2 separate regions of the Homo sapiens genome follow, and region 1 is linked to region 2. Evidence: chromatin loops called from intact Hi-C (ENCODE). Cell type or tissue: GM12878. All regions are shown on one strand. Links, peaks and the distances in the headings refer to the core of each region. The heading gives the core; the rest is flanking DNA.

The links. Hi-C counts contacts between places; a loop is a spot of excess contacts. Peaks named below come from ENCODE experiments on the same cell type or tissue, not always from the same donor. Only the 100,000 strongest peaks of a DNase experiment are listed, where the experiment ranks them.
Region 1: it touches region 2 in a loop (6-fold over the local background); 3 of 110 quality-filtered maps call a loop at or near these places.

What each region holds. Positions count from the first base shown.
Region 1 is chr4:40,423,808-40,439,432 of GRCh38, forward strand. RBM47 (RNA binding motif protein 47) reads right to left here. Exons shown (of 7, transcript NM_001098634.2): 4 at 13,964-15,117; 5 at 12,634-12,840; 6 at 8,844-9,055; 7 at 1-2,336. The coding sequence starts at 15,086. The coding sequence ends at 2,097. RBM47-AS1 (RBM47 antisense RNA 1) reads left to right here and starts at 2,326. Exons shown (of 2, transcript NR_199039.1): 1 at 2,326-2,375; 2 at 2,981-3,775. RefSeq lists enhancers at 1,615-2,814, 9,912-10,181. In GM12878, for the core only: no CTCF peak of the experiment used is centred there; a DNase peak (open chromatin) is centred at 9,854; H3K4me3 peaks cover 261 bases; H3K27ac peaks cover 1,644 bases.
Region 2 is chr4:40,710,385-40,726,009 of GRCh38, forward strand. No RefSeq gene overlaps it. Among named protein-coding and RNA genes, the nearest start is that of NSUN7, 32 kb to the right of the region's middle. In GM12878, for the core only: a CTCF peak has its summit at 8,840; a DNase peak (open chromatin) is centred at 8,817; H3K27ac peaks cover 316 bases.

The DNA.
Region 1 (15,625 bases), core at 5,122-13,121, 290 kb before region 2:
TCCAGTGAAACTCTGTGACAATCCTTCACTAGAAGGAGAGTACTTTTTTCACACAGTCAGGGGATGAGGATCTGATCCGAATTACATTTTGTCGAGTCACTCATTCCCACAGATTTGAGTTTGAATGCAGCTTGTGGGGTACATCATCAGGAACATTGCACAATTATTTTATGTCATTTAAAAGAATGATGGAAAGGAATGTTAGCGGTGCTTAAAGGCCTCAGTAGGCACTCAATAATTTTATAGAATAGTTAAATAAATATTGCTTACACATAAAAACTCATCTCATTTCAAGATGAGGGGGAAAAAGGCATTTGGGAATCTCTTAATTTAAAACAAAACAAAAGTACTTGCTAAGGGCATGATCCTCTTATGAATCCACAAGAATTCAGCCATCAACAAAAATCCCGTGAGTGGAAAATTGTATGGATCTCTAACATGACATAAAAACGCAACTGCGTTTTACTTGCTACCTTATTGCACACCTCACTTCCTTGATTGAGCCTTTAAAAAACAATTCCAAGTTGATATTTTTTTTTAAAAAGTAGATGACAATCTTAACATTTTACTGTATTTTACATTCACTCTGCTAAACAAAAGCCTTTAAACAGGCACAAAACACTGCAACAATACATTAACTTCCTAATAAAACAAACCTTTTTAATAACATTGAAATAAAATGGTTTCATTTTGCATTAAACTACATACCATGAACTTCTCCAACATAAAAGGACTAAAAACAAGCATTAGAAGATATTTACAAACTATCTTTAAACTTCTACAGGTCTCTCCTCCTCCTCCTGGATGTGCACACCCCAATCCAGTTCACCCATCAAGTGCACAGCAAAGGAAGAGAGGCCCATTTAATAAACATAATGTTTCCAACACCCTTGAGGACCATGGACAGTTTTGCAAGAAACATGGTAAGGCAACTAGAAGCATAACTTTCTGCTGAAAAGAGTCTCTGGGGGTCTTGTCTACGATAACATACATTCTTTGTCCCTACAAACTCATACTTCAAAAATGAATAAAAGCATTAGAAATGGCATTAAAGTTTTACATTGGGCAATTAAATAGCTATGCAAAGGTGTCTTATGCAACTCGATTAAAACCTTGTGCTTACTCTGCTACTGAAAATAGCACACGTAGAAGACAATACTTCCCCAACCAAACAAAAAAAAAAACAAAAAACAACGAAACAACAAACCCCAACAAAAACCCAGGAAGAAGTATAAAAGCCACCAGCTCCTCTATCAGAGCTACTTATCAGTCCTAGGCTTGCCAAACATTGCGGTGGGATTGGGAATCTGGGGAGGAGGGGACAGGGTGAGAGATGTGGGAGTGGGGGCATGTTTAAGGCTAAGGCACATGGAGAATGAGCCCCGGCTAACGGTGGCAAAGGAGAGCTTTCCAGTGTTTGGACTCAGAAGTGCGGCAAGTCTTTTCAATGTTGGCTTAAGGAGAGATCCAGTGTTTAATTTCTTTTAAAAAATAGTACCGCCATGATGATACATGGTAACACCATCAACCCTTAATGCCAGCAGAAATACAGAGGTTTTACTCATTTTAAAATTGCACTTTCCAGTATAACCTTTAAAATAATGCTTTATGTAGTATTTTTAAGCACTACTGTTTGTATCTTTAAATATTGTATATATTTTTCAAAATAGTTCCCTAGCTCCTCAAGTGTGCTTTTTTAATATATAGTTGATATATTATTGAAGGTACTACAAAATAGAAATCTCTGGAGTGCAGAAGTTAAGAAAATAACCTTCATACTGAAAATATATCCTTAAAAAAACAACAACAAAAACCTCTATACAAATGTAGTACAGCATACAAATTTTTAAAAGATGGAATGAAGGCACGAACCATTGCAAGTCTTTTGGAAATGTATGAACGTAGGCATGCTAAGTTGAAAATAGTCTTAAAAAACTAGTGAAAACTTCATGTATATAAAATAATTCAGAAATAAATCTGCTAACATTCTTCACTTTCAGGTTGCATGTGTGAATCCAACATGTTCCTTCTTCATAAATAGTCAAGCGTTCCTTCAGTGGTGTTTGTGTGGTCTGTCTTCGTGCTGGTCACCAGCCTCAGTATGTCTGGTAGACGTCGGGGATGGGGACCTGAATGGCAGCAGCAGGGAAGGCCTGAGGTATGTAGCCTGCGTATCCTCCATACATGGCGGCCGCGGCTGCCGCGTTCTTCTGTAGTGTGGCGATCGTGGCTGTAGCTGGAGCAGCAAATGGCACGTAACTGGCCCCGTAGATCCCGGCAGTAGGAATTCTCTGAACGTTTGGAGCCACCGTGTATACTGGAGTTATTGGGCGGCCCTGAGGAGAAGAGACAAAAAGGAGCCTTCCTGAACACGTGTATGTACCTATCATCCATTCATTCAACAAGCCTCTCCCAGAAGACGGGAATACAAAGACACAAAAGCAAGGGAGAGAAAGGCAGAGGGGCGGGCAAACAGCAATTATTGTAAGCAAGTGGGAGAAGAGCCACTGAAGAGGTAAGGTGGAGCTGCATCCTCAAACTCAGTGATGCCACCTTGTGAAAGTGAGAGGCCTGGAAGGCTGAGGGAAAGGTGAAATACAGTTGCCCCTCAGTATCCTCACAGGTGATTGGCTCTAGGACCTCCGTGGATACCAAAATCCTCAGATGCTCGAGTCCCTGAGAGAAAATGGCGTATTTGCATTTAACCTATGCACATCCTCCTGTATACTGTAAAAAAATTTTTTTTCATAGAGACAAGGTCTCACTATGTTGCCCAGGGCTGGTCTTGAACTCCTGGCCTCAAGCAATCCTCCTGTCTCAGCCTCCCAAAGTCTTGGGACCCATACACTTTAAAAATAATCTCTAGATCACTTATAATACCTAATATGATGCAAATGTTATGTAAATAGTTGTTATATCGTATTTTGACATTTGTATTTTTTTATTGTTGTATTGTTATTTTTTATTGTCTTTATTCAAGCCACGGTTGGTTGAATCCAGATGCAGAAACTGCGGATAAGGAGGACCTTCTCTGTACTGTATTCCGGAATCTTCTACTTACCATTCCACTCAATCAGTCTATGCCCCAGAGTGAGCTAGAGAAGGCAGCGGAGAATCTACCATCCACACAATTGATTTCACAGTAATTAAAAATCAGTGTTTTTCCTTAAACATGGCCTCTAGATACATGCCAGCTGCCTCAACTCATACTTAACTGATGGAATATGATCTGTCTCAGAGACAGAGAGAGGAACAGACTGTGTCAACTTAGAGAAACCAAATATACTGATCTCCAAAGGGACAGCTTCTTAAGCTGTGACCTTAAAAAATTGTGACCATACACAATTTTCAGCCAATGTGATGGTTTCCATCACCTCCCACCTAAGAGATGACACCATTAATGTATACAAATTGTTGTAGAAGCTTAGAGAAAGAACCAACTAATGGGGAAGTTGGAGAAAATGTCTCAGCAGCGGGGATATTCGAGCTGAGTTTTGAAGGATAAAGAGCAGTTTCCAAATGAGGAAGAAGTGGGCAAGGACAAGCTAAGTAAAGTTGCCTGAACTGTTGACGGCCACCACTGGCTCTAGAAAAGCCCCTGCTACTTCCTTCTGTCTACTTGAAAGTGCAACATAAGATGTTTTCAGAACAAACAGGAGTATGAATGGGAAGACTGTGGTTCAGTATTTCCCAAAGTGTTTGCCATGGAACTAGTTCTGTGAGATGCTTCATTGAAAAGAGATTCTGAATAAAATAAAACATTCATTTAACAAAATATTTGGTGCACCTCATGAGCCATAGAATGCCTGGTAGTAAATGCTGGTATGGTCTCCCTATATGTTAATACATCTTCAAAATAAACAATTCAGCATATGTGAAATGGTGAATTAAAATAATTATTTCTTCCTGGATTTTTATAAAGGAATTAGCTCTAATTTCTGTTACAAAATTTGCAAATCAGAGTTCCAAAATTGTGCTCAAAGGAACTTAGGAACTTCTAGCCTAAGATTACTTTTTAAAACTATAATCAAATAGTAATTATAATTTATAATAATTTTAATTTATAATTATAATGATAATTATAACAATTAATAACTCAGAGGCTGGGTGAGGTGGCTCATGCCTGTAATCCTAGCACTTTGGGAGGTTGAGGTAGGAGGATGGCTTGAGGCCAGGAGTTCGAGACCAGCCTGGGCAACATGGCGAAACCTTGTCTCTGCAAAAGATACAAAACTTAGCCAGCCATGGCGGTGCGTACTCCTGTAGTTCCAGCTACTCAAGAGGCTGAGGTGCAAGGATCACCTGAGCCTGGGAATTCAAAGCTGCAGTGAGCTGGGATCATACCACTGCACTCCAGCCTGGGCAATGGAAGTGAGACCTTGTCTCAAACAAAACAAAACAAAACAAAACAAAACAAAACAAAACAAACCCCCAAACTCAGGCACTATTCTAAGTGCCTTATTTGTATGACAGTATTGAATCATCACAGCCACCAGTAGAGTTGGTACTATGATTATATGGAGTTGTGTGGAAGTGTTAAATGACCTGCACAAAGTGACACAGCTTTTAAGCAATGCAATGTGTGACTCTGGAGCCTGCACTTTTAGCCTTACGTTAACTTGCTTCTTACAACCCTAAACAATGAGTGTCTCATCAGTGACATTTTACAACCAGGGAGAGGAGCTCCAGAACTGGAAAGACTGTGGTTCACAGCAAGACACAAGTCACCTTTTCCACATGTGTGGACGTAGGTTTAATAACCAGTGCAAAAAGGGAGAGGAAATGGCAGGGAAGGCAACATGTGAGAGAGACCTTTCCATGTGCTACAGGACGGCCCAACACCTGGGTTCAGGCTGCCCACTCCAACACCAAGTTTTGCACATAGACATGCACTGGCTTACGGCCTGGAATCAAGAGTAGGTCCCCAAACCCATGGCTTCTCTTTTCATTCATGTGATGTCCCTTTTATGATAGCATTCACCACACTATAAGGACAAAGCATGCAGAGATCAGGCATCTGATCTCCCAATCCCAATTCTACTCCCGGCCAGCAATTCTGTCTCCTTGCTGGGCCTTAATTTTCTTATCTGTAAAATGAGAATATATGGGGAAGCACTTGGTTTTGCTTTCCATGGTTTCAGTTACCCGCGGTCAACTGAAGTCTGAAAATATTAAACTGAAAATTTCAGAAATGAATAACTCATAAGTTTTAAATTGTGCACCCTTCTGAGTAGCTCCATGAAATCTCATGTCATCCCTCTCCATCCTGCCCGGGACACCAATCATCCCTTTGTCCAGGAAAACGACACTGTCTGTGCTCCATGCCCATGTCACTTAATAGCCATCTGGGTTATCAGATTGACCGTCAAGGAACCCTTATTTTACTTAATATCAGCCCCAAAGTGCAAGAGTAGTAATGCTGGCAATTTGGATATGCCAACGAGGAGCACTAAAGGCCTTCCTGTAAATGAAAAGGGGAAAGTTCTCTACTTAATAAGGAAAGAAAAAAAATCCTATGCTGAGGTTGCTAAGAACTACAGTAAGAAAGAAATTTTCTATCTGTGAAATTGTGAAGAAGGAAAAAAAAATTCGTTCATAGTATATTATTAGTTTGGTAATATCTGTGTTTCAGGCATCCACTGGGGGTCTTGGAATGTATCCCCCAAGGATAAGGGGGGACCAGTATACAATTGCATTAATACAGCATCATCAAAGAGCAGGAATAAAGAAAAATGCAATGATGGTAGTGGGAGAAACATTTACCCATCCCTAAAAAGTGCCTCTAGCAGGAGAATCGCTTGAACCCTGGAAGCGGAAGTTGCAGTGAGCTGAGATCCCGCCACTGCACTCCAGCTTGGGTGACAAAGTGAGACTCCATCTCAAAAAAAAAAAAAAAAAAAAAAAAAAAAAGTGCCTCTAATTCAGGTGAAGAGTCCCTGCAGTCTTCCCTCCTGTCAAGGAGGAGCAGTTATCCTTGCTCTAACTATACCAAGAGGTGTTGTTAAATTGGCTAAATAGGAACACCCCTGAGCGCCTACAAGGTAGGGGAGGATGATCGAAGGTAGGGGAGGATAAGCAAAGACTGCAAATAAGAACCCTGATGGTGGCCGGGCGCGGTGGCTCACGCCTGTAATCCCAGCACTTTGGGAGGCTGAGGAGGGCGGATCATGAAGTCAGGAGATCAAGACCATCCTGGCTAACAGGTGAAACCCCGTCTCCACTAAAAAAATACAAAAAATTAGCCAGGCATGGTGGCACGTGCCTGTAGTCCTAGCTACTCAGGAGGCTGAGGCCGGAGAATCGCCTGAACCTGGGAGGCGGAGGTTGCAGTAAGCCGAGATCACGCCACTACACTCCAGCCTGGGCGACAGAGCGAGACACCGTCGCAAAAAACAAACAAACAAACAAACAAACAAACAAACAAAAAAAGACAAAAACAAACAAAAAAAAAACCCTGATGGCAACAGCCAGTGCGGACTGATAGGAGACAGAAATAGTCAGGACATGATTATGGTGCCTGGAATTTGGACCTGACCAGAACTCACAGTGCACATGAAAGACAAGTGTTCATGAATTTCTTACTAAAGGAGAATTAGAAATTATTATCAGAATTCCACTAAGTACTGCTGCTACGCTATAGTAAATATTTACCGTCAGTCCACAAGTATTATAACTATACTTAGTTGTTATTCTACAGTGTCATTTACAACCAATTCCTCTTTTTGTCTTTCAGAGATCCCAAGTTAAAGAATACTTAATGACATACTGAAAGATAAATAAGCTTCAATTAGTCTGCCCTTTCTGAATAATGCAGTCAAGACTAGTGTTCAGAGTGGGCAAAAGCAAGTAAACAGCATCCTACTGTGGAGGGTCACAGGCCTGGCTCTGTTTCAGAATCATTGAGGAGCTGTGCAAAATATCAATTCTAGGACTCCAGCCCAGTTTGACCGAATTGGAATCTTCAGGGATTAGAGTCTAAGAATCTCTGTTTTTTAAAAAATGTAGGCAACGGCTCATGCCTGTAATCCCAGCACTTGGGGAGCTTGAGGTGGGAGGATCGCTTGAGCCCAGGAGTTCAATACCAGCTTGGGCAACATAGCAAGACTTTGTCCCTACAAATAAAAAAGTTAGCCGGGCATGGTGGTGCGTGTTTGTGGTCCCAACTACTTGGGAGGCTGAGGTGGGAGGATTGCTTGAACCAGGGAGGTTGAGGTTGCAGTGAGCCATGCACTCCAGCCTGGGTGACAGAGTGAGACTGTCTCAAAAAAATCAAAAATCAAAAATCAAAAAAAGTGGCCTGGATAATTCTTTTTCAATTGGATAAGGGATCCTGGGCCTGAGTACTTGTGATCGGTATTCATGATTCACTGCCTCACAGAAAACAGCTTTAACAAGATTTTCTTCTGTTAAATGGATGTCCTCCCTATGTCCTATAAGGTGAAGATACAAAGAAACAGGACACAGTCTTTGGTCTGTAGGAGCTTCATTTTCCTTGGGAGATAGAACACACTGGCAGCCATAGGCCAAGTAATGATGTAGTAATCAGGAGTACAAGAGAGAAAATTTCATGGCCGGGCGCGGTGGCTCACGCCTGTAATCCCAGCACTTTGGGAGGCCAAGGTGGGCGGATCACGAGGTCAGGAGATTGAGACTATCCTGGCTGACACGGTGAAACCCCGTCTCTACTAAAAATACAAAAAATTAGCCGGGCATGGTGGCGTGCGCCTGTAGTCCCAGCTACTCGGGAGGCTGAGGCAGGAGAATGGCGTGAACCTGGGAGGCGGAGCTTGCAGTGAGCCGAGATGGCGCCACTGCGCTCCAGCCTGGGCGACAGAGCGAGACTCCGTCTAAAAAAAAAAAAAAAAGAGAGAGAAAATTTATCTAGGAGGTGGATGGGAAAGATTCTATGGAAGAGATGAGAATAAAGAAACCAGGATACACTATGAAAAAGGTGGGGAAGGAGGCCAACATGGTAAGATGAGTTTGGGAAGAGATAGGGGAACAGTGGGAGATATGGTTGGAAGAGAGGATTATGGGCATATTTTGTAAATTTATTTTTGAGACAGGGTCTCACTCTGTTGCCCAGGCTGGAGTGCAGTAGTGCAATCACAGATCACTGCAGCCTTGACCTCAAGGCTGGTCAAGTGGTCCTCCTGCCTCAGCCTCCCCAGTAGCTGGGACTACAGGCATATGCCACCATGCCAGGCTAATTTAAAAAAAAAAAATTGTAGAGACAGTGTCTCACCATGTTGCCCAGGCTGGTCCTGAACTCCTGGCCTCAAGTGATCCTCCCATCTTGGCCTCCCTATGTGCTGGGATTACAGGCATGAGCCACTGTACCCAGCACAAAATTTTACGTATCTATACAGATGTTCTTTCTCTCTCTCTCTCTCTTTACACACACACACACACACACACACACACACACACACACACGGGGGTTAACATTTTTTTAAAAAATCTTCATTGAGCTGCAGTTTGAAATGTGAAAATGTGAAATCACTCCCTGGACTTTGTGTGTCAGCTCTTTAACAATATGAGCTAAAAATTATCCAGTGCTATTTTAAAAAAATATATGCACAATATTATGACACTGTGAAAAATTACACATAATTTTTGCATATTGATTACCACCCTTAATACAATGATATTATTAGGGTAGTACAATTAATTAAAAATTTTTTTTTCTGTCATGCTTCAAATTCAAAATGCTTTGTGTCACCCAACCATAGCTGTAACAGAGAGCCAGGCACACAGTAAATTCTCAGTGCTGAATACTAAATGAATCCATGTTAAAGAGAGGCTTCACACACAAATGACAATGCCTGCAATAAGAACTCTACCTGGAAAGGTGGTGGCGTCGACACAGTGGGAATGACAGCGGCTGCGGCGGCTGCGGCCGCGGCTGCGGCGGCAGCAGCACTGGCTGGGTCTGGCTGCACAGCAATGGGGCTGATCATGTGCTCCACTGTGTGGATTTTGCCATCTTCAATCATTTTAGGGGCTGGAGCTGCTGGAAACATGGAATACTGAGCCCCAATGGCAGGGATGGCTACTGCAAGAGAAGCAAGAAGGAAAAACAGGTCAATCACTTTCAGTCGCTGAGTGGGGTCCAGCACTTGCTCTAAGATATTTTTTATTTTTATTTTTTTAAAAACTTTTCTTTTTTTTGAGACAGGGTCTCACTCTGTGGCCCAGGCTGGAATGCAGTGGTGCGATCAAGGCTCACTGCAGCCTCAATCTCTTGGCCTCAAGAGATCCTCCCACCTCAGCCTCCTGAGTAGCTGGGACTACAGGTACAGGCCACCTTGCCCAGCTTTTTGTTTTTGCTGTTGTAGAGACAGGGTTTCGCCACGTTGCCCAGGCTGGTCTTGAACTCCTGAGCTCAAGCGATCCAACTGCCTTGGCCTCCCAAAGTGCTGGGATTACAGGTGTGAGCCACCGCGCCCAGCCTAAGATATTTTTTAAAACCACGTTTAGAGGTCCTGGGCCTCTCCATGCTCACTATTGTTCTCTCAGTACAAGCCATGTACCCAGATGCCTGCTCCCTAGAGGAAGGGATGGGTGGTGGCAGGTAACTCCCCCTGCCTGTTGTGGAAGAGACCCCTAGAGTAAGGCTTTTGCACCAATATTTTCTACTATTTCTACAGAAAAATCACAGTTTGAATGTTATTCTTGATGTCCTACTGAGCAAGAAAGGGCCTCTGACTATGGGAAAACAGGCTTAGACGAAGAAGTGAGATCAGAGGCTTGAAGCCTACTGCCTGTGAGAGTTGGGCCTGCCTGTTCCTTCCTACTCACCTCACTCATTACCAGCCGCACTGCCTTTTTTTCACTTTCACCACTATTTAAGAAACAGGTGCTGTTGAGGGTTTCATTCTGAGAACTCAGACCTGTGTACATCCTCCCCACCCTGTATTTCAGATTTCAACATTACCGATTCAAGGAAAAACACATGGTAAAAAAAAATAGCACATTCCCCAGTTTCCTCATGCCCACGCAAAGTAGTGAAGATGTGGAGTGATTGGCTTTTAGTGGGACCTCCCAATTCAAAGAATTTCTGCAAGTAAAGTCCAAAATTATGATTTCAACCAGAGATTCAAACAGCAGCTATTGAATGTCAAGGTACAGTAAGAAGAGATCAAAAGGAAAAGATATCAGCCCTTTTGTGTGAGTGTGTGTGTGTGGGGCGGGGGTGTGTGTGTGTGTGTGTGTGTGTGTGTGTGTGTGTGTTGAAAGGACAAACAAAAATATGAAATGTGTACACAAAGAATCTTTCTATTTCTGGTTTTCTCCAACTGTAGGTACATTTATTCTAAATAGGACAGACTCAATCAAAGGTAAAGAGACAAATGATTGTAAGCTAAACAATGGTACAGCCATTCGATAAAATATACCTAAAACCTTAATCAAATCTTTTACCTGCCTTTCCAACCATATCTTCCACTGGTCTTGTGCCCAGATACTTCACCACCACCCTGGTGCCTCTCCTAAAATACAATGTTCTCATTTTCTGGATGATCAGAAATAGACGCCAATCGATGGGGCCCAGAGAGGGTTGTGAGTTTAAGCTACAAGGGGTTGTATGAAGTAAATGAATTGTTCTGGCTATCAGCCCACAGGAATTTCTACCTCAGGCTCCAGGACACAACTTTACATAGTTAAAGATTATTTAACAGTTCTTTTCTCTTGTTAAACCTTAAGCTACCGTAACTTGCCAAAGGGAGTTCCCTTCTCAACAAGTAGAAGCGACGACTCCCATATCCAGGCTCTATTTTATTAAGTTACAGAGCTGTGGGATCAGTTTTACTTTGCCCACAGTGCCAATGACATTTAAAAGGCAATCTAGTCTAAGGAGTCACTTAACTGCAGAAATTGCAGAATTTTTACACAGGCAAAAAAAAAAAAAAAAAAAAAAAAATCATTACTAGAATCATCAAAAGAAAGTTCAATTGGGGAAATGCTTTTTAACTCTATGAGGCCAATGTGTACCTATGTCCCAAATGCACAGATTCCTTGACTCTATTTTAGCTAGGGAGAGAAGTGTACAATCTCAACCAGAAGAAAATCAGAGTAGCTGGGCTCCAAACAGTTCTTCAACTTCCTCCTGCTGAAGCCAGGAGGGGTCTGGAGGAGGGTCGTGCCAATTACCCACGGACTGAGCTTTCCATGTGTTTGGATGCTTCTGCAGGGTGCTACGTGAGTTTGTGATAGACTCACACAATGGAGTTAATGTTTTTTGCAGGTTCGGATCAGAAGACCGGCCTCACATTAGATGGTCATGGGCACTAATGACATTAATAAACAGGTTTGTAGGGCCTGGAGGTGAAGGCTAAGTTCAGGGTCCCTGGCTTGAAATACTTGAGCATCCCTACTCCCAATCTACTGATCCAACTAGAGGAGGAAATGAGTGCTGGAAATGAGAAACCAGGGAATTAGCTGCAAAAATTTTCAGCAAAGGCCAGGTGCAGTGGCTCATGCCTGTAATCCCAGCACTTTGGGAGGCTCAGGCGGGTGGCTCACTTGAGGTCAGGAGTTCGAGAACAGCCTGGGCAATGTGGTGAAACCCCATCTCTACTAAATATACAAAAATTAGCCAGGCATGGTGGTGCGCGCCTGTAGTTCCAGCTACTCGGGAGGTTGAGGCAGGAGAATCGCTTAACCCGGGAGGTGGAGGTTGCAGTGTGCCGAGATCATGCCACTGCACTCCAGCCCGGGTGACACAGCAAGACTCCATCTCAAACAACAACAAAACTTTCACCACTGCCTTGTCCTCAAGCATTCTTATTTGCTCAGACCATGACAAGGGACAAAAGGTGCTGCTTACTCCTGAAGGGGAATTTTCTGCCCTTCCAAACAACTCTCAGAATGGGGCAATAAGCTCTACCCTCCGACTTCAGATGGTCGGGGCAGAAATAGGCCTGAGTAAGGAAAAGACAGGTTTTACCTGATAGAAGATACAGAGAGCCTCATGTTCTTCCTTTCTTCCCCCTACAACTCTCCTTACTTAGCCACAGACTGAGACAAAACCTAACAATGGGTGACAGCCCTTTGAAAACCTTACTGCATGGCCAGGCGCAGTGGCTCACTCCTCTAATCCCAGCACTTTGGGAGGCCGAGACGGGTGGATCATAAGGTCAGGAGATCGAGACCATCCTGGCTAACACGGTGAAACCCCATCTCTACTAAAAATACAAAAAAAAAAAAAAAAAAAATTAGCCGGGCATGGTGGTGGGCACCTGTAGTCCCAGCTATTCTGGAGGCTGAGATAGGAGAATGGTGTGCACCCAGGAGGCAGAGCTTGCAGTGAGCCAAGATCATGCCACTGCACTCCAGCCTGGGCGACAGAGCGAGACTCTGTCTCAAAAAAAAAAAAAAACAAACAAACAAACAAACAAAAAAAAACCTTACTCAGGCAAGTTTGATTTGAACATAGTCAAAGCTACACCATCCCCTGAAGTTCTAGATAAGGAGGTCCAGGGGGTCACTTTATTTTTGCCTTGTCTCTAGCTGCCTAGGAGAAGAGGAACCCCTGTGCAGATGTGAGAGCCTGAAAAACGCTTGGATTCACTTCAAACAGAAGGGCTGGGGTTTATGCTGAATGGGAGCATTCTCAATCTGCTTCATACTGACCTGTACCAGGTTTAATGGCAACTGGGTTGACGGTAGGGATTTCCAAATTCGGCACCAGTTCATATCCTTTTTCTTGCTGCTTTCCTTTCCCTTCATGATATCGGCTATATATACCACGACCAGCAGAATATCCCCCGAGGTAGGAACCCCTAGGCCCTGGGGCTCTGTTGCCAGCTGCACCTCGCCCTCGGCCTCTTATGCTGCCTGCTTGTAATAACAACACAAAAGATGATCAGCAACCAACAGTGACGGTGCTGGAGGCAGACCTCAGCCCTCGGTTCTCGGCATTTAACTGCCCCAGTCTTAATTGCAGGTGGCTACACCTTTGCTCTTTAATAGGCTGGTAAAGATGCTTCCAACATTCTATTTCAGCCTAGATTTGCATCCTAAGCATGTCTTCTTAGTACAAGAGGCAAACTTGCAGGGTGAGTTTCTAGGATTGTATCTGCAATTTCAGTAAAGAAAAACATTCATAGACTACCCACCACCCCCTCCCCCCCGCCAAAAAAAAAACTGTGGCCAGGTGTGGTGTCTTATGCCTGTAATCCCAGCACTTTGGGAGGCTGAGGCGAGAGGATGGCTTGAGCCCAGGGGTTCAAGACCAGCCTGGGGAGCATGGTGAGACCCTGTCTCAAAAAAAAAAAAAAAAAATATATATATATATATATATAAAATACATATATATATATATAAAATACATATATATATATAAAATACATATATATATATATAATACATATATATATACTATTAAATAATTTTTTTTAAAGTTAGCTTTGGAAGGGGATTTGCTGGTCCACCTTCCTCATTTCATGCTTGAGAAAACAGGCCAGGGGAGATTAAAGTGACTAACTAAAGTCACAGACCCAGTTAATCAGAGAACAGGACCCAGAACCTATGTATCTTATTTTCCAGGTTATGCTGGGTGTCATTATATCCTAATCAGTGATAACAAAAAACAAAATTAAAAATCACGGACTCCACCAACATCTTAAGATTTAATATCACAAGCAGGTTTTAACGTAAGCACCAAGAGAATGGTGGACTAGCCCCTAACCCGGTGGACCTCGGCAAGGAAGAATTCCAGCACTTGCATATTCCTGTGATTTTACCGCTCACCCCAGAACGATCTGTATTTCTATCAGTGCTGCATAAGTGACGGCCTTCGGTGCCAGGAAAGAATTAGACCCAGAATGCAAACCCAAAACGGGGGTGGGAGGGCCTTCAGCACCTACCAGCTCAGCAAATGCCAGCCACGGTATCCCTGGTGCCCCCTGCCTAGGAGGCAACGTTCTTGGGGGCCCCACCCAGGAGAAGAGCCCCCACTAACCTTTCACAAAGTAGTCCCTGTTGGGCCCAATGAGCGCGTTGTAGGGGTAGCCGTAGTAGGCCAGTGTGTAGGGGTCGCAGGAGTACACGTAGCTGGGCTGCTGCGCTGCCTCAGCCGCGCCGCCGCCCCTGGCTGCCTTCTGGTAGCGCGAGTACTGCTCCTTGTCCACGGGCTTGGCCAGCGTGACCTCCAGGCACGAGCCCTCCAGCTCAGTGCCGTTGAGGTTGTTCATGGCATGCACGGCATCCTCGCGGCTGGTGAAGTGCACGAAGGCGTAGTCGCGGATCTTCTTGACGCGCTCCACGCAGCCGGGGTTGAACTGGCCGAAGCTCTTCTTGATGGTGTCCTCGGTGGTCTCGATCATGAGGTTGCGCACGTAGAGGATCTTCACGGTCTCCATCACGTCCTCGTCCACGTCGATCTCAGGTTCGGCCCAGTCCACGGCGATCTGGTGGCCCCACAGCTGGATGCGGCCAGGCATGAGCTTGCGGCGAGCCATGGCAGCCGCGCGGTGGCTCTCGTACTCCACGAAGGCGAAGCCGCGGTTCTTCATCTTGTCGGCCGCGCTGGCGTAGACGATCACGTCCAGCACGCCCTCGGTGACCTTGGCAATCTCCTCCAGGATTTCCTCGCGCTTCTTCATCTTGGGGATCCCGCCGATGAAGAGGCGGCAGTTGTCCACGCTGCAGCACACGCCGAGCAGGCGGCCCGGGCGGATCTCGTAGTTGTTGAGCTCACGCACTGCGCGCTTGGCCTCGTGCTTGTGGCAGTACATGACGAAGGCGTAGCCGCGGTTCTTGCCGTCAAAGTCCATCATGAGGCGCAGCTCGTAGATGCGGCCCACGGCCTCGAACACGGGCACCAGCTCGTCCTCGTACACGTCGCGCGGGATCTTGCCCACGAAGACCTCGCAGCCACGCTGCGGGTGCGGGCCCTCCCAGCCGGGCGGTGGGCCGCCGTACTTGCGCTGCCCGTTCTCTTGCACCATGCTGTAGCCCGTGCGCTCCATCAGCGCCAGCAGTGCTGCCTCGTTGGGCGCGCCCGCCACGCCCTCGGGCACCTTGGCGGAGGACCCGGCGGCCGAGTCACTGCTCATGGCTGCGGTGGAATCCTCTGCGGTCATAATGTCAAAGGCATCCACAGCTGGCGGAAACCTGGGGAAGCAGAAAGAAGCGTGAGTGGGGAACCGCTGGATCTTGCCTCTTTTGGGTTGTGTTTCGCAGCCTTGCAAGTATGCATTAATAGGCCACGGGGAAGGGGAGGTGGTTTAAATGAGAAATAGGATGGAGGCGTTCTGGAAATGCAGCAGCCCTACATTTGTCTAAAATAGTCAAGTTGTCTTGCAGCAAAAACCAGAAGTGAGTTAGGAGAGAAAAAAAAAAATCAGAATGAGCAAGTACTTCCATTTCATCAGTACCCCGACAGCTTTGAAGTTTTGCGAAGCTGCTCTCATTTTTGGTAAAAACCTCACGTTCTTTTGCTTCATTCCTGCACCGTTAACTCCACCTGATTTCCTTGTTATATGGAATTTGACAAACTCCATGTATTTCTTTGGTGAACACAGCTTTCTTCTTTTCTTTTTTAAGGGAGTCTTTTTAATTGTAGGAATGGAAATACAGTGAAGATTTTAAATTATTAAAGAAAACTTTTAGGAGCTGTCAT
Region 2 (15,625 bases), core at 4,094-12,093:
ACAAACCAGAGGAACGCAATCCAGTAAGAGTAGCCCAGCAGGCAGCGGAGACTTCAATTATCACATCAGGATGGAGAAGCACGTACTAAAATTATAGATCTGGGGGTCATTTGCATAAACTGATAGTAGTCAAAATTAGAAGTAAGTAGAAAATGTGTAAGGCAGGATTTTTTTTCTGGAATTGTGGTAAAATACACATAACAAAATTTACCATCTTAACGATTTTAAGTGTACTGTTCAGTAGTGTTAAGTTTATTCACATTGTTGTGCAACCCATCTCCAGAACCATTTCATCTTGCAACACCGAAACTCTATACCTATTAAGCAACTACTCTCCATTTTCCCCATCCCCAGACCCCAGCACTCACCATTCCACATTCTTTTTCTGTAAGTTTAACTACTGTAGATACCTCATATAAGTGGAATTATAAAGTATTTGTATTTTTCTGACTCGTTTATTTCAGTTAGCATAAAGTCTTTTCTTCCACGTAGTATGTGTCAGAATTTCATTCTTTTTCAAGGCTATATGCTATTGTATGTATATTATCACATTTTGTTTATCCATTCATCCCTTGAGAGACACTTGGGTTGCTTCCACGTCTTTCTACTATGAATAATGCTGTGTGAACACAGGTGCAAGAAAATCTCTTTAGGATTTAGTTTAATTCTTTTGGTACATGTCCAAAAGTGAAACTGCTGCATCATCTAGTAATTCTATTTTTAATTTTTTGAGGAACCAGCATGCTTCTCTCCATTGCAGCAATACCATTTTACATTACCACCAACAGTATACAAGAGGTCCAATTTCTCCACAACCTTGTCAATACTTGTTACATATTTTCTGTGTTTTTTTAAAAATAGTAACCATCCTAATGGGTATGAGATGATATCTCATTGTTATTCCGATTTGTATTTCCTTAATGATTAGCAGTGTTGAGCATCTTTTCATATGCATGTTGGCCATTCTCTCTTCTCTTCTTTGGAGCATTTTCGATTCAAGTTCTTTGCCCAATTTTAATCAGGCCATTTTTGTTTTGTTTTGTTTTTAGTAGAGACGGGGTTTCCCCATGTTGGCCAGGCTGGTCTTGAACTCCTGACCTCAGGTGATCTGCCCGCTTCAGCCTCCAACGTGCTGGGAATTATAGACATGAGCTACTGCACCCAGCCAGGTAATTTTTTTTTCTTTTTTTTTTTTTTTTTGAGGTGGAGTCTCACTCTGTCACCCAGGCTGGAGTGCAGTGGCGCGATCTCAGCTCACTGCAACCTCTGCCTCCTGGGTTCAAGCGATTCTCCTGTCTCTGTCTCTGGAGTAGCTGGGAATACAGGTGTGTGCCACCACACCCAGCTAATTTTTGTATTTTTAGTAGAGACAGGGTTTCACCATATTGGCCAGGTTGATCTTGAACTCCTGACCTAGTGATCCTCCTGCCTCAGCCTCCCAAAGTGCTGGGATTACAGACATGAGCCACGGCACTCAGCACCGCCCCCCACCTTTTTTTTTTTTGAGACAGAATCTCACTTTGTCGCCCAGGCTGGAGTGCAGTGGCAGGATCTCGGCTCACTGCAACCTCTGCCTCCCAGGTTCAAGTGATTCTCCTGTCTCAGCCTCCCGAGTAGCTGGGATTACAGGCACACACCACCACACCTGGCTAATTTTTGTAATTTTAGTACAGACAGGGTTTCCGCCATGTTTCTCAGGCTAGTCTCAAACTCCTGAACTCAGTTGATCTGCCCACGTCAGCCTCCCAAAGTGCTGGGATTACAGGCATGAGCCACTGCCCCCAGCCTTGTTGTTGTTGTTGAGGCATTCTTAATTTAGGATGCATGAACTCCCCTAGTACGAATGGATGGGATTCAAGCAGTCATGAAGACACTGATACTGTGTACTAAATTATATGTGTACATACTTATTTTCTCAGAGAGTCTCTAGATCTAATCAGATTCATTTTCCACAGTGAAAAATTATCTTTTTTTCTGATTGTGTAAATGATGTTCATAGAAAAAGCCAAAGTCCATGTTTCCAAGTCCATTGTTTGTCTATTATTTTGTTTATATTTTCTGCATACAAAGGCTGTCATTTGTATATAGTCAAGTATGTCTGCATTTTTTATTAGAGTTTCAGAGTTTTTTAGCCAATCTAAAATCTAAAGGATAAGATGAGGAATATCCTCTCAGCTTTTAGATTGAACATATAATAACCTGGATTTCTTTGTGTGATAACTTCACTGTGTTGTTTTTACATTTAAGTTTTTAATCTTCCTGGAATTTATTTTGTTTTGGTATAAAGTGAAGCTCCTGTTTCATTTTCTCCTATATAGATGACAGATATTTTAATTTCTTTGTTTGAAAAAAACTATAAGGCAATGTAAATAATATTTAGTGATGGTAGGTATCTCATTTTTTAATGAAAATGGTATTTGTGTTTTGCCATTGCATATTTGTTTGCTGAGTTTTGCCATTCTGAAGCACATTTAAGTACAGATGCTTCTCAACTTATGATGGGGTTATGTTCTGATAAACAACCCCAAGTCAAAGTAAGTCAAAAACGGATTTAATACAGCTTACCTACCAAACATTATAGCTTATCCTAGCTCACTTTATTTTTTTATTTTTATTTTTTGAGATGGAGTTTTGCTCTTGTCACCCAGGCTGGAGTGCAATGGTGTGATCTCTGCTCACTGTAACCTCTGCCTCCTGGGTTCAAGCGATTCTCCTGCCTCAGGCTGCCGAGTAGCTGGGACTACAGGCACGTGCCACCATGACCAGCCAATTTTTGTATTTCACCACGTTGGCCAGGCTTGTCTCAAACTCCTGACCTCAAGTCGTCCACCCACCTCGGTCTCCCAAAGTGCTAAGATTACAGGCATGAGCCACTACACCCAGCCACCTAGCTCACTTTAAACATGCAGAGTTGGAGGGAGGCAGGGAATGCAAAAAATAAAAAATAAAACATGCTCAGAACACTTATATTAGCCTAAACTTGGACAAAATCATCTAACACAATGCCTGTTTTATAATAAAGTGCTAAATATCTCATGTAATTTATTGAATACTGTATTGAAAGGGAAAAACAGAATAACTGTGTATTATCATAAAGTCAAAAATTATAAGTCGAGCCATCATAAGTCAGGGGCCATCTATAGTTTTCCTTATATTCTTATTCCTGATCAGGAATGGCCACTGAATTCTATCAAATAACTTTTTAGCATTTATTTATATGCTTATATTTTTCTTTTTGATTATTGATGCAATAGATTAAGTAATAGGTTATTTGATAATAAACCATTATTGTATTTCTGAAATAAATCCTGTTTGTTCATAGCATATTATGCTTTTGCTACATAGTTAGACCTTGCTAATATTTTATTTTGAATTTTTACATCTATACTCATAAGTGAGATCTTTATAGTTTTATGTTGTTGTCTTAGTTTGGTGCTGCTATAACAATATATTGGAGACTGGGTAATTTACAAAGAACAGAAATTTATTTCTCACAGTTCTGGAAGTTAGGAAGTCTAAAATCAAGGCACTGGTAGGCTCAGGTGTCTGATGAAGCTGCATCCTGGGAGGGAGCTGTGTCCTCACATGGCAGAGGAGTTCAGGAGCAATCTAGCTAAATGCTGAGTGAAGTCCTTTGCATAAGGACCTTAGTCCTATTAATGAGGGAGGAGCCCGCATGACCTAGTCATTAATACTATCATGTTGGCAACACCTTAATTTTGGAGGGGACACATCAAACTGTGGCAGGTCTTATATTTTTCCGGTTTTGGTATTCAAGTTTACTGTTTTACAAAATGAATTAGAAGAGTTTCTTCTGGAATGGTAAATATTGTAATTATCTCTTCTTTTAAAGTCAGATAGACTCAGCTGGAAAGCCATATGGTTTTGGTGGCCTTTTTTGATAGATTTCCAATCACCTTCTCAGTCTCTTCTATAGTAATTGGCCTATTCACATTTTTTTCTTCTTTTGGGGGTCAGTTTTACTCACTTTTTTTTTTTTAACCCAGGAACTCATTCATTTCCTCTGTTTTCAAACTGCTGCCATAGAACTGCATGAAGTGACCTCTAACAACTCCTTTCATCTTTCCTATGTCTGTGAATATGACTTCTTTCTCTTTCCTCATTTTGCCTCTTGCTACTCCTGTCAGTGAGCATAAGGTGGGAGGAGGGGAGGGGTACCTATTTCACTGATGTTTTCAAAAAACAGATTTTAGATTTATTTGTCCTATCATTTTGGTTTTTAAAATTTAATTGGTTTCCACTTTCGCCATTATTAATTACCTCTTCCTTGTTTGTTTGGTTATTTTTTCTTTTTCTCACTTCTAATCTCTTAAAATGGATTGCTCATTCTTTTAATTTTTTTAATTCTCTAATGATGGTTAAGTCTATGATAAACTTTTTAATTTTTTATTTGTTTATTTATTTTTGAGACAGGGTCTCACTCTGTCTCCCAGGCTGGAGTACAGTGGCATGATCACAGCTCACTGCAGCCTGGACCTCCCACGGTCCAAGTGATCCTTCTGCCTCAGCCTCCTGAATCGCTGTGATTACAGGTGCCTGCCACCATGCCAGTCTAATTTTTGTATTTTTAGTAGAGAAGGAGTTTCGCCATGTTGGCCAGGCTGGTCTCGAACTCTTGACCTCAGGTAATCTGCCTGCCTTGTCCTCCCAAAGTGCTGGGATTAGCGACTTGAGCCACCACACCTGGCCCATGATAAATTTTTCTTCTTCTTATTTTTGTAAATAAAATTTAAGTGGCCGGGCATGGTGGCTCATGCCTGTAATCCCAGCACTTTGGGAGGCCCAGGTGGGCGGATCATTCAGTGGATCACTTTGTCAGGAGTTCGAGACCTGCCTGGCCAACATGGCAAAAAACCTGCCTCTACTAAAAATACAAAAATTAGCCTGACCTGGTGGTGCACGCCTGTACTCCCAGCTACTCAGGAGGCTGAGGCAGGAGAATCACTCAAACCCGGGAGGCAGAGGTTGTGGTGAGCCGAGATCACACCACTGCACTCCAGCCTGGGTGACAGAGCTAGATTCTTGTCTCAAAAAAAAATAAAAATATATAATTTAAACGTTGTAAATTTATTTAAATAATTTTGCATCCTTACATAATATTCCTTATCTTGTTTTGTGCTTTCAGTCTTAATTTAATTTTGGTTTGTTTGTTTGTTTGTTTTTTGAGACAGAGCCTCACTCTGTCTCCCAGGCTGGAGTGCAGTGGTGCAATCTCTGCTCGCTGCAACTTCCACCTCCTGGGTTCAAGTGATTCTCCTGCCTCAGCCTCCCAAGTAGCTGGGATTACAGGTGCCTGCCACCACGCCTGCCTAATTTTTGTATTTTTAGTAGAGATGGGGTTTCACCATGTTGGCCAGGCTGGTCTTGAACTCCTGACCTCCAGTGATCCACCTGCCTCGGCCTCCCAAAGTGCAGGGATTACAGGCGTGCAGGTGCCTGGTCACCTGCAATTTTTCATTCCATTCATGGTTACTCCCCTTTCCCCAGTCCCAAATTGAAGATGGTTTGATTTACAATTTTTTGACTTTACCGTGGGATGAAAGCCATACAAATTCAGTAGAAATTGTAATTCAAGAACCCATAGGGGCTGGGCGCGGTGGCTCAAGCCTATAATCCCAACACTTTGGGAGGCCAAGGTGGGCAGATCACGAGGTCAGGAGATCGAGACCATTGTGGCTAACACGGTGAAACCCTGTCTCTACTAAAAATACAAAAAATTAGCTGGGAGTGGTGGTGGTTGCCTGTAATCCCAACTACTCGGGAGGCTGAGGCAGAAGAATGGCTTGAACCCAGGATGCGGAGCTTGCAGTGAGCTGAGATCCACCACTGCACTCCAGCCTGGGTGACAGAGCGAGACTCTGTCTCAAAAAAAAAAAAAAAAAAGAACCCATATGACCATTCTGTTTTCACTTTCAGTACAGTATTCAATAAATTCCATGAGATATTCAACACTTTATTATATAATAGGCTTTGTGTTACATGATTTTGCCCCACTGAAGGCTAATGTAAGTGTTCTGAGCATGTTTAAGGTAGGCTAGGCTAAGCTATGATGTTTGGTAGTCAGGTGTATTAAATACATTTCAACTTAGGATATTTTCAACTTACAATGATTTTATTGGGATGTAACCCCATTATAAGTTGAGGAGATTTGTATATATCTCTAGCATTATTTGTAAATCAGTCAATCCCTGAGACGCAGTGTTTTCCCCACCACAATGTTCTAATCCAGCTCTACCGCACCCCAACTCTCCTCTACCTCACAGTTAAGATTTTTATATAACATTTGTCCTCATTCTCCTTTTCTACTGTTCTCCTCTTGTTCATGAAACATCTGGAACACCTCCTCTTCCCTCCTCTAAAGACTTCAATAACCAGAGGACCTATTGCCTCTTGGTTTCATTTTAAAAATCTCCTATATAAAGCAACCAATAAGTCCAATCTTACCTATTTCATGGTTTGGTTGGAGCCTAAAGTGAGGAAATGTCTGTGCAAGCACCTTGTGATCTGTAAAAAAGGTATACACACATTAGGGCCAGGCGCGGTGGCTCACACCTGTAATCCCAGCACTTTGGGAGGCCGAAGCAGGTGGATCACCTGAGGTCAGGAGTCCGAGACCAGCCTGATCAACATGGAGAAACCCCATCTCTACTAAAAATACAAAATTAGCTGGGCATGGTGGTGTGTGCGTGTAATCCCAGCTACTTGGGACGCTGAAACAGGAGAATCGCTTGAACCTGGGAGGCGGAGGTTGCGGTGAGTCAAATTCTCCTAGAAGAGAGAGATATATACATGCTAGAGATATATACAAATCACGCCATTACACTCCACCCTGGGCAACAAAGTGAAACTCCATCTCATTAAAAAAAAAAAAAAAAAAAAAAAAAAAAAGGTATACACACATTAGGAAGAGAGGGTTTGTAGAGAGGACATGGTGTGCTGAATATGAAGTTTAACCTTTAAAGAATTTCTAGTAGGCATTACACTATGAAAAAACAAAGGAAATTGGCCCATGACTGTGTTTATTACAATGCTGATAATCACATTGTTTGCTGAATGTTACTATAGTACTATATAACAAAATCTAAGCACTTTGCAAAGTCCTCTATAATTTCAGCCTATTTCTTACCAAATTCTCTTAAGAAGCCCAGGATCAAGTGAACAGCCTTATTTACAGCAATCAACCACAACATTTCAAACTTAAATCATTGCATTTTAGAGCTTAAAAAAGGGTTCTAAAGAACTTTAATAACATGGACATTGTCATGATTATTATAATAACTATTATTTGTTGAGTGCTGATTGTGTCCTAAGAATGATGCTAAGGGTTTCACATATATTATCTCACTAAAGCCTTAAAATAACACTAATTGTCACTTGCTTAAAGTCATCCAGCTAATACCTGAAATAGGTTTAAAACCCTAGTCTGCTTGACTCTCAAGACTGGAATCTTGTCCTCCCTCCCCATTTTTGCCGATGAGAAAATAGACAAGCCTAGAAAGATTATATGAGTTGTCCAACATCATACAGCTATTAAGTAGCAGAACCAGAACTAAAATCTAGGCCAGGCACAGAGGCTCATACCTGTAATCCCAGCACTATGGGAGGCTACAGTGCAAGGATTGCTTGAGTCTAGCAGTTTGAGACCACCATGGGCAACACAGTGAGACCCCCTCTCTACAAAAAATTAAAAAAATTAGCTAGGCATGGTGGCATGTGCCTGTAGTACCATAAAGTAAAAAAAAAAAAAAAAAAAAAAAAAAAGAAAAGAAAAAAAAAAAGAAAGACTACATCTCCTATTCTTAAGCCCAGATTCTCTCCTTTATATAACACAGCCTGTTGGAGAACTAAGCACAGGGCACAAAATTTATTCAGTACTTAACAAAAGAAACATAGAAATAAAAACCTGAACTTCACATTCAGAAAACTAGTGATTACTGATTTTTAGTCTATTTTGCAGTCAACAGCAAAATATATTCAGTAGCCAGGATGGGAATTGGGAAAGCAGCATTAAGGCATTAAATAGGGTACATATTCATGGATCCTGGTCCCAAACTCAGTGAAGTGAACCATGATCTGTGAAAGTGGTTAGTAATCAAATGTTCCTATGGCATAGATACAGTAGAGGAATCCATGGAAGAACATAGAAAGCCTTGGAGCTAAGAAGCATGAAAGATGATTTAAAGGGGAGAGAGCTGTCCTGGATTGTTCATGGAGCAGAAACAGTCTCCCCAGATCTCTCCAAAGGGCTCTTCCCATGCCTTTGCTTTGTACCTTTGAATCTCCTGCACCTGGATGGCAGGGGGCCAAGAGGCCAGGGGAGTGTCTCAGGCCTGGGTGTTTTCAGGGCTGACCTAAACGTTCATCTCTGGAAAGCAGCAGGTGCCTTGTCAATCTCCCTAAGCCCTAGGAGAATGTAGAACAATGGCCTCCTCAGTCCCAGCAGTCAGCGCCAGCTCTCCTCAAGGCTACCTCCCTTCCATTTAAGTCCCTTTTTATTGAAGTCAGTTGAATGCTCTCTTATCCGCATTAAAGGGGCTTGGGCTGCTTGAAGCTACAATTAGATTTTTATGCCACCTGGGCATAGAAGGCTCACTTCATTTCCAATGTCTCACCATTTCAGTAGGTTTTTATTTTGAAGTTCACAATTAATTTTTGGTCAGCAAAGTATGAGATGAAAGGAAAACTAGACTGGTACACAAAATACTACCTGTGTTACACAGGGAGTCCAGGGCAAAAGACATTGTGACTCCTAACCAATCGTGAGAGGTATGCTCACAAGTGTATCAGCTCAAACCACTGTAATTGTTCCTACAACTCCCCTTGCTGGCCAATGTGAAGAGCGACACAAGAAAAATGAACACTTCTCAGTCTGTTACCTCTTCATCTTCCCTCATATCCAAATACCCCAAGAATGGAAAAAACAAGGGGGAAATGGTAAGGAAAAAAACCTAGCGTGAGGGGACTAAAATGGATAGCCTTTGTTTTCTCTGTTTTTGAGGGGCAGGGGGGTGTCAGCTATTCCAGTGGGAAATGCAATGAGATAATTATTTTGCTGAAGAAAAATGCCCTCCCCGGTGTAAAAACTGCATGCTATTCACCTTCATATACCTCATAAGAAATAACAGAAGTTACGTGGGCAAGAGTTATACCCAAAGCACCAGGGAGTCTAGATTTGTCAAAGCCATGACCTCTAGCTAATCACAGGGTAGTAGGAGAAAGTGAATTATATTTGTTAAATCTGGCAGTAATCATGATGAATTGCAAATTCCGAGTATCATCAATTTGGTTATCTCACTGAAATGACATTTTTAATTCAGTAGGAAAATTCCTGTTACATATATTTATTGAGAAATTAAAACATGACACTATACCCGATTCATTTAAATCTGATGGAAAGGTGACATCGGGAATATAGTCTATTAAATACACAAATTTCTGACAGGAACGTGCATTAGAGTGTTTTGGGAGACATAAGTAGCTATCAGCTATAAAAACTCATTGTCACTTGAAATTAGAGTAATAGTTCCTGTGCCCTGGAGCCTCATAACAGCAGATTTGTTCTTTCGTGTAGTTCTCCCATTATTAGTAGCCTCATCACTAGGTCACCTTCTGATCAAACCTTATGAACAAATTCTGTATAATCCAGAAGTGATTTTCCTCCCATTGGTTAAACTACTCTGAGAAAATAAGCTTCTTTGAAAGCCATTTTGAGGTTTTGCATTAACTCTGAAATTCCCTATTTAGTTAGTACTTTATGCTTTTCTAATAATTCATAAAATAATGTCCTCATGGCAATTATGTTTGGTGTTGATGAGCCAGAGTGATTGTATTACAGAATATCCATGATTTTTCATTGGATATTCTGTTAGCTATGATAATCCATGATTATTCATTGGACATTCAGTTAGCTAATGCAGAGGAAAAGATTTTCAAGTATCAGATCATTCCAATAAATTTTAAAAGTCTGCCTATCCTTGTTTCTGCTCATTGATCTTGCGTGTCTAACAATTATTCTGAGTTCTCTCAATGATGCTGGACATCGACATCTTTCAGGCATGACATCTAAAACAAGGACAATGATGTGGTGTTTGATGGTCAGGCCAAGCTAGAACATTGTGCAAGACTGAGGGGCTTGCAGTTGGATGCCACATTCTAAAAGGGACGTTGCCAAATGGGAGGGCCAAGTTGCAAAAATGAGGCCAGGATAGTAAGGGGACTCAAAGCATGTGATACCAGGAAAACGTGACTCCTCTGCCTTCTTGCATATCACCTTCTCCCACCTTCACCTCCTTCCCTTTACAGTTTAAGTTCCATGGTCCATTACTGCAACTACTCTTTTGCAAAAAACTCTGTCATCCTTGCTGCGTTTCATTCTTCCATTACAGGTGCCAGGCAAAAAGACCGACTCCAGATCAAACCACCTATCCGTTTCTCTGCTAAGATCCCCAGGCTGCTGACTTTGCAAGAAGAAATCTTACAAATGTACACATCAATTGCACTGTAAACTAATAGTCTCCATCCTTAACTGGTTCCTCAAAACGACATGGTAGTCATTTAGTATTTTCCTAGGTGGCTCTCTCTCCTTTGCACAGTGCTTCACAGAATTCAACGTTTTCACTTTCCTCAAAATCTGACGCCTGCCTTCCTCCCCAACAGAGAAGATAATGCTATTAAGGAACTCCTTCACCTTCTCACCCTAACCAGTGGTATGAGTAAATGCCTGATAACTGGCTCTCCAGATGTCAGGGTATGGGGAAGTACTGATGTATAGTATTTACTAATTTCCATGATGTAAATATCCCCACTGTGGCTGAATTCCAGCTGTTAATGTGAGGTTAACCAATTAGCAAAATTGCTGAAAATTTAACAATTGGCTCCTGTGAGCTTGTAGGAGCTGGTTCCAGCACCCACTGCATACAACTCAGAAACTTAAATGGATCCAAGGCATCCTATCCTCCTTCCCACATCTGTTACAATAGGAGAGAGGTCTCTCCTATTCTCCTCCTATCTAAAGCAAATGATCTGCCTTCTATGGTATCTTGTTCTATCAATTAAAATCCTTTTTTCTTGTATCTTCTACTTCCCCCTAACCTCTTTTTTTTTTTTTTTTTTTTTTTTTACAGAGCCTGGCTCTGTCGCCCAGGCCGGAGTGCAGTGGCACAATCTCAGCTCACTGCAAAGTTCGCCTTCCAGGTTCAAGTGATTCTCGTGTCTCAGCCTCCCAAGTAGCTGGGATTACAGGTGCCTGCCACCATGCCCGGCTAATTTTTGTATTTTTAGTAGAGACGGGTTTTCACCATGTTGGCCAAGCTGGTCTCGAACTCCTGACCTCAAGTGATCCGCTCGCCTCGGCCTCCTGAAGTGCTGGGATTACAGGTGTGACTCACCATGCCTGGCCCTGAACCTCCCCCTTTTTTACTGACTGACTTCTTTTTCTCATTTAAACTTAGTTAACCCTGTCCCACCTTTTCTATTTGTTTGTTTTAAGAACCAACTCTATTTGACTCCACATTTCCCTCTGGTTATGTCACAGATCTACTTCATAAAAGAATGGTTTCCACTGCCTGACTTACTCATCTGCTTACTGAAATCTGGGTTTCCACTGAAATCTCCTAAGTTACTAACAACTTCCTTGTTACTAAATTCAATAGCAAATTTCAGTCCTTGCTCTACTGACCTCTCTTTAGCAGCTGACACATTTGACCACTTCTTTCCTTGGCCTCTGTGACTCGATGATCCTACGATTCTCCTCATTCCTCTTGGCCTCACCTCTGTTTCCTTTTCTGGCTCCTCCCTTCTGTCTTTCTCTGACTTGTTAGTGTTTCCCCATGGTTCTACCAAAAGATAAGAGATCCCTTCTCTTTTCATTCTACTTTCCCTGGATCTGATCTCCTCCCATGGCTACAATTACCATCCCCAGGTGGATGACTAGTGATGGTTCCAGGCCAAGTCTTTGCATCTAGTAGGCATATTTGTTTGAATATCTTTGGAAGTATCATGATCGTAACATTTCTAAACTGAAAGCTCCCCAAATCGCCTCCCTTTCTGTGCTCCTGGAACAGTGAAGGGCCCCAAGTTGCCCATGCCAGAACCTTGATTCCTTTTCTCTGATACCTCATTCCAATTAATCACTAAGTCCTGCTGATTCAACTTCACATCTCTTACTCCTGTCTACCTCTCATCATCCTCAGGGTTACCACCCTGGTTCAGGCACACTACCTCTCACCAAGGTTATCCTTCCTGGTCTCCTAACCGGTCTTTCCACTTCCAGCCTTGCCTCACCCCAATCCATCCTACATTCTGCAGTGATGTCTCAAAAACGCAAATGTGATCATGTCATTTGCCTCTTCAACAGCTTCTGATGGTTCCCCTTTGTTTTGTCACATGAGTGGTCTGACCCTCATCTGCCTCTTCCTGCTCCCCACCGCATTTCCACTGATCTAAACTTTTTTCAGTTCCCTAAGCATACCATGTGCTGTTTCATCTGTGGGCCTTTAACTATACTGTTTACTTTGCCAAGAACACCATAATTTACTTCCTGGTGAATAGAGACAGGAAGTAAATTATATTCATAATCTCTCTTACCGTAACTTACTGCTTCTTAGACATTACTTACTGCTTCTTAGAAATTACTTCCTGCATAAGTGCCGCTGACCCAGCCCCCTCCACCTCCTGCAATGTTTGTTTAACTTGTCTGTCTCCCTGATAAACACTAACCTCCATAAGGACTGGGACCTTGTCTATTCTCTTCACCCCTGTATCCCCATTGATTTAAATCAATAACTCCATCCTCATTCTACCCCCTGCAGCCCCTGGCAATCAATCACCAATTTACTGTCTCTATGGAATTCAACCTCCCTCAGCAAGTTGCCAGTGGGAAATACTGAGCCTAGACCTACTATTAACTTTTAAAATAAGAATATTGAGTTAGTAATTAAGTGCCAATTATTAAACTTTTTTGTGCCTTATTTCCTTAACTTTGAAAGGATGCCTACTCATTCAAGGGCCCAAGCCAGATGACCTGCAGGGGTTTTTTTTGGTTTTGTTTTTTTTCTTTTTTGAGATTGTGTTTCGCTCTTGTTGCCCAGAGTGCAATGGTGTGATCTCGGCTCACCGCAAACTCTGCCTCCTGGGTTCAAATGATTCTCCTGCCTCAGCCTCCAGAGTAGCTGGAATTACAGGCACATGCCACCACGCTCGGCTGATTTTGTATTTTTAGTAGAGACAGGGTTTTTCCATGTTGGTCAGGCTGGTCTCGAACTCCTAACCTCAGATGATCCACCTGCCTCGGCCTCCCAAAGTGCTGGGATTACAGGCATGAGCCGCCGAACCCAGCCTGACCTGTAGTTTTAATTGCTTGACAGTCATATAAAACTTTGCCTTATTCAGCTTCTCATTTATGGTTCTGGTCAATTCATAGAATTTCCACTTACAGGAATGTCAGTTTCTGTGGCAGGAAGCAAAACCTCTCAGTATGCTCTGAGGAACCTTCCATGACTGCCATGACCAGTTCCTCAAGTCCCTGCCTTCCAGCCTACACTCTTCCCTATTCTCTAAATATGAGTTTCTTCCACTCTGATTTCAAGGAACTTGGATTATGGCAAGTCAACTTTTGAGACAGGGTCTCACTCTGTCACTCAGTCTGGAGTGCAGTGGCACAATCTTGGCTCACTGCGATCTCCAGTTCCAGGACTCAAGCCAGCCTTCCACTTCAGCCTCCTGAATAGCTGGGACCACAGGCACGCACCACCGGACCCAGCTAATTTTTCTGTATTTGTAGAAATGGGGTTTCACCATATCACCCAGGCTGGTCTTGAACTCCTGAGCTCAAGTGATCCTCCCGCCTCGGCCTCCCAAAGTGCTGGGATTACAGATGTCAGCCACTGTGCCAGGGGCAAGTCAACATTTTAAAACCTGTCTTACTTAAAAAAAAAATTTTTTTTAAATAAATGAATAAATAGGCCAGGTGTGGTGGCTCACGCTTCTAATTCCAGCACTTTGGGAGGCTGAAGTGGGTGGATCATCTGAGGTCAGGAGTTTGAGACCAGCCTGGCCCACATGGTGAAACCTCTTCTCTACTAAAAATACAAAAATTAGGTGGGCGTGGTGGTGGGCACCTCTAATCCCTGCTACTCGGGAGGCTGAGGCAGGAGGATCACTTGAACCCAGGAGGCGGAGGCTGCAGTGGGCCGAGATAACAACATTGCCCTCCAGCCTGGGTGACAAGGGCGAAACTCCTTCTCAAAAAAAAAAAATAATAAAAGAATAAATAAATAAAACCTGTCTTACATAAAATATTTTAATTGCCTCTATTCAAAATCTATCTTTTAGTTAAGACTTTTTTACATTTTTAGTTTTTGTTTTCAGAAATATGTAATGAAAAGTAATAGTAAAAAAAAATTGACATTATTTTAAGGTAAAGATACATCTTCCATCTCCAAGGCTGCTTTATGAATTGTAATTGGAAAAAATAGCTGATCAAATAATCTTTTCCCTAAATATCGTATTTAACATTAATTGAAGTCTATGAGGTACTAGGCACAATGCTAAAACTTTTATCTACATTGCCTTAATTAAAACCCAGGGCAACCCAGCAAGATAGGAAATATTATTATCTCCATTTTGCCGATGAGAAAACTGAGACTGAGAGATTAAATGACTTGTCCAAGGTTACATGGCTAGTAACTAAAGATCAGAACCTAGGTTGGTCTCTGACTACAGAATCCAGAATCCATTATGTTCTTTCCGGGAAAAAAAAATTAATGGTCAAGTTAAATGGTAGCTTGATCACATATTGTCTACTCTGAAAAGTAGCATTAAATTCTGTTTTTGTTTTTGCTTTTGGTTTTTTTGAGACGGAGTCTCACTCTATCACCCAGGCTGGAGTGCAGTGGCGCGATCTCGGTCACTGCAACCTCCGCCTCCCAAGTAGCTGGGACTACAGGCGTGTGCCACCACTAGCATGACTAATTTTTTTATTTTTAGTAGAGATGCGGTTTTGCCATGTTGGCCAGGCTAGTCTCAAACTCCTGACCTCAAGTGATCCACCCACCTCAGCCTCCCAAAGTGCAGTGATTACAAGCACTGTGCCTGGCCACATTAAATTCTGTTTTAAATGTTTACAGCAGCCGGGTGCAGTGGCTCACGCCTGTAATCCCAGCACTTTGAGAGGCCAAAGTGGGCAGATCCCTTGAGGTCAGGAGTTCCAGACCAGCCTGGCCAACAAGACAAAACCTCCATCTCTACTAAAAATACAAAAATTAGCCAGGCATAGTGGTGGGTGCCTGTAATCCCAGCTACTTGGGAGGCTGAGGCAGGAGAATCACTTGAACCCGGGAAGCAGAGGTTGCAGTCAGCCGAGATCACGCCATTGCATTCCAGTCCGGGGACAGAGTGAGACTCTGTATCAAAAAAAAAAAAAAAAAAAAAAAGTTTACAGCCTTCAATTTGATTATCTCTTTGATAATAGAAAAATATATGTAAGCTTCACAGAGCCTTGCATCATGCTGGCCTTATGGTAGATAACCTATCAAAATGCTCATCATATTGTCTTACAAATGGTAAAGGCTTAATAAATATGTGCTCATCAGTTATGAAAATTATT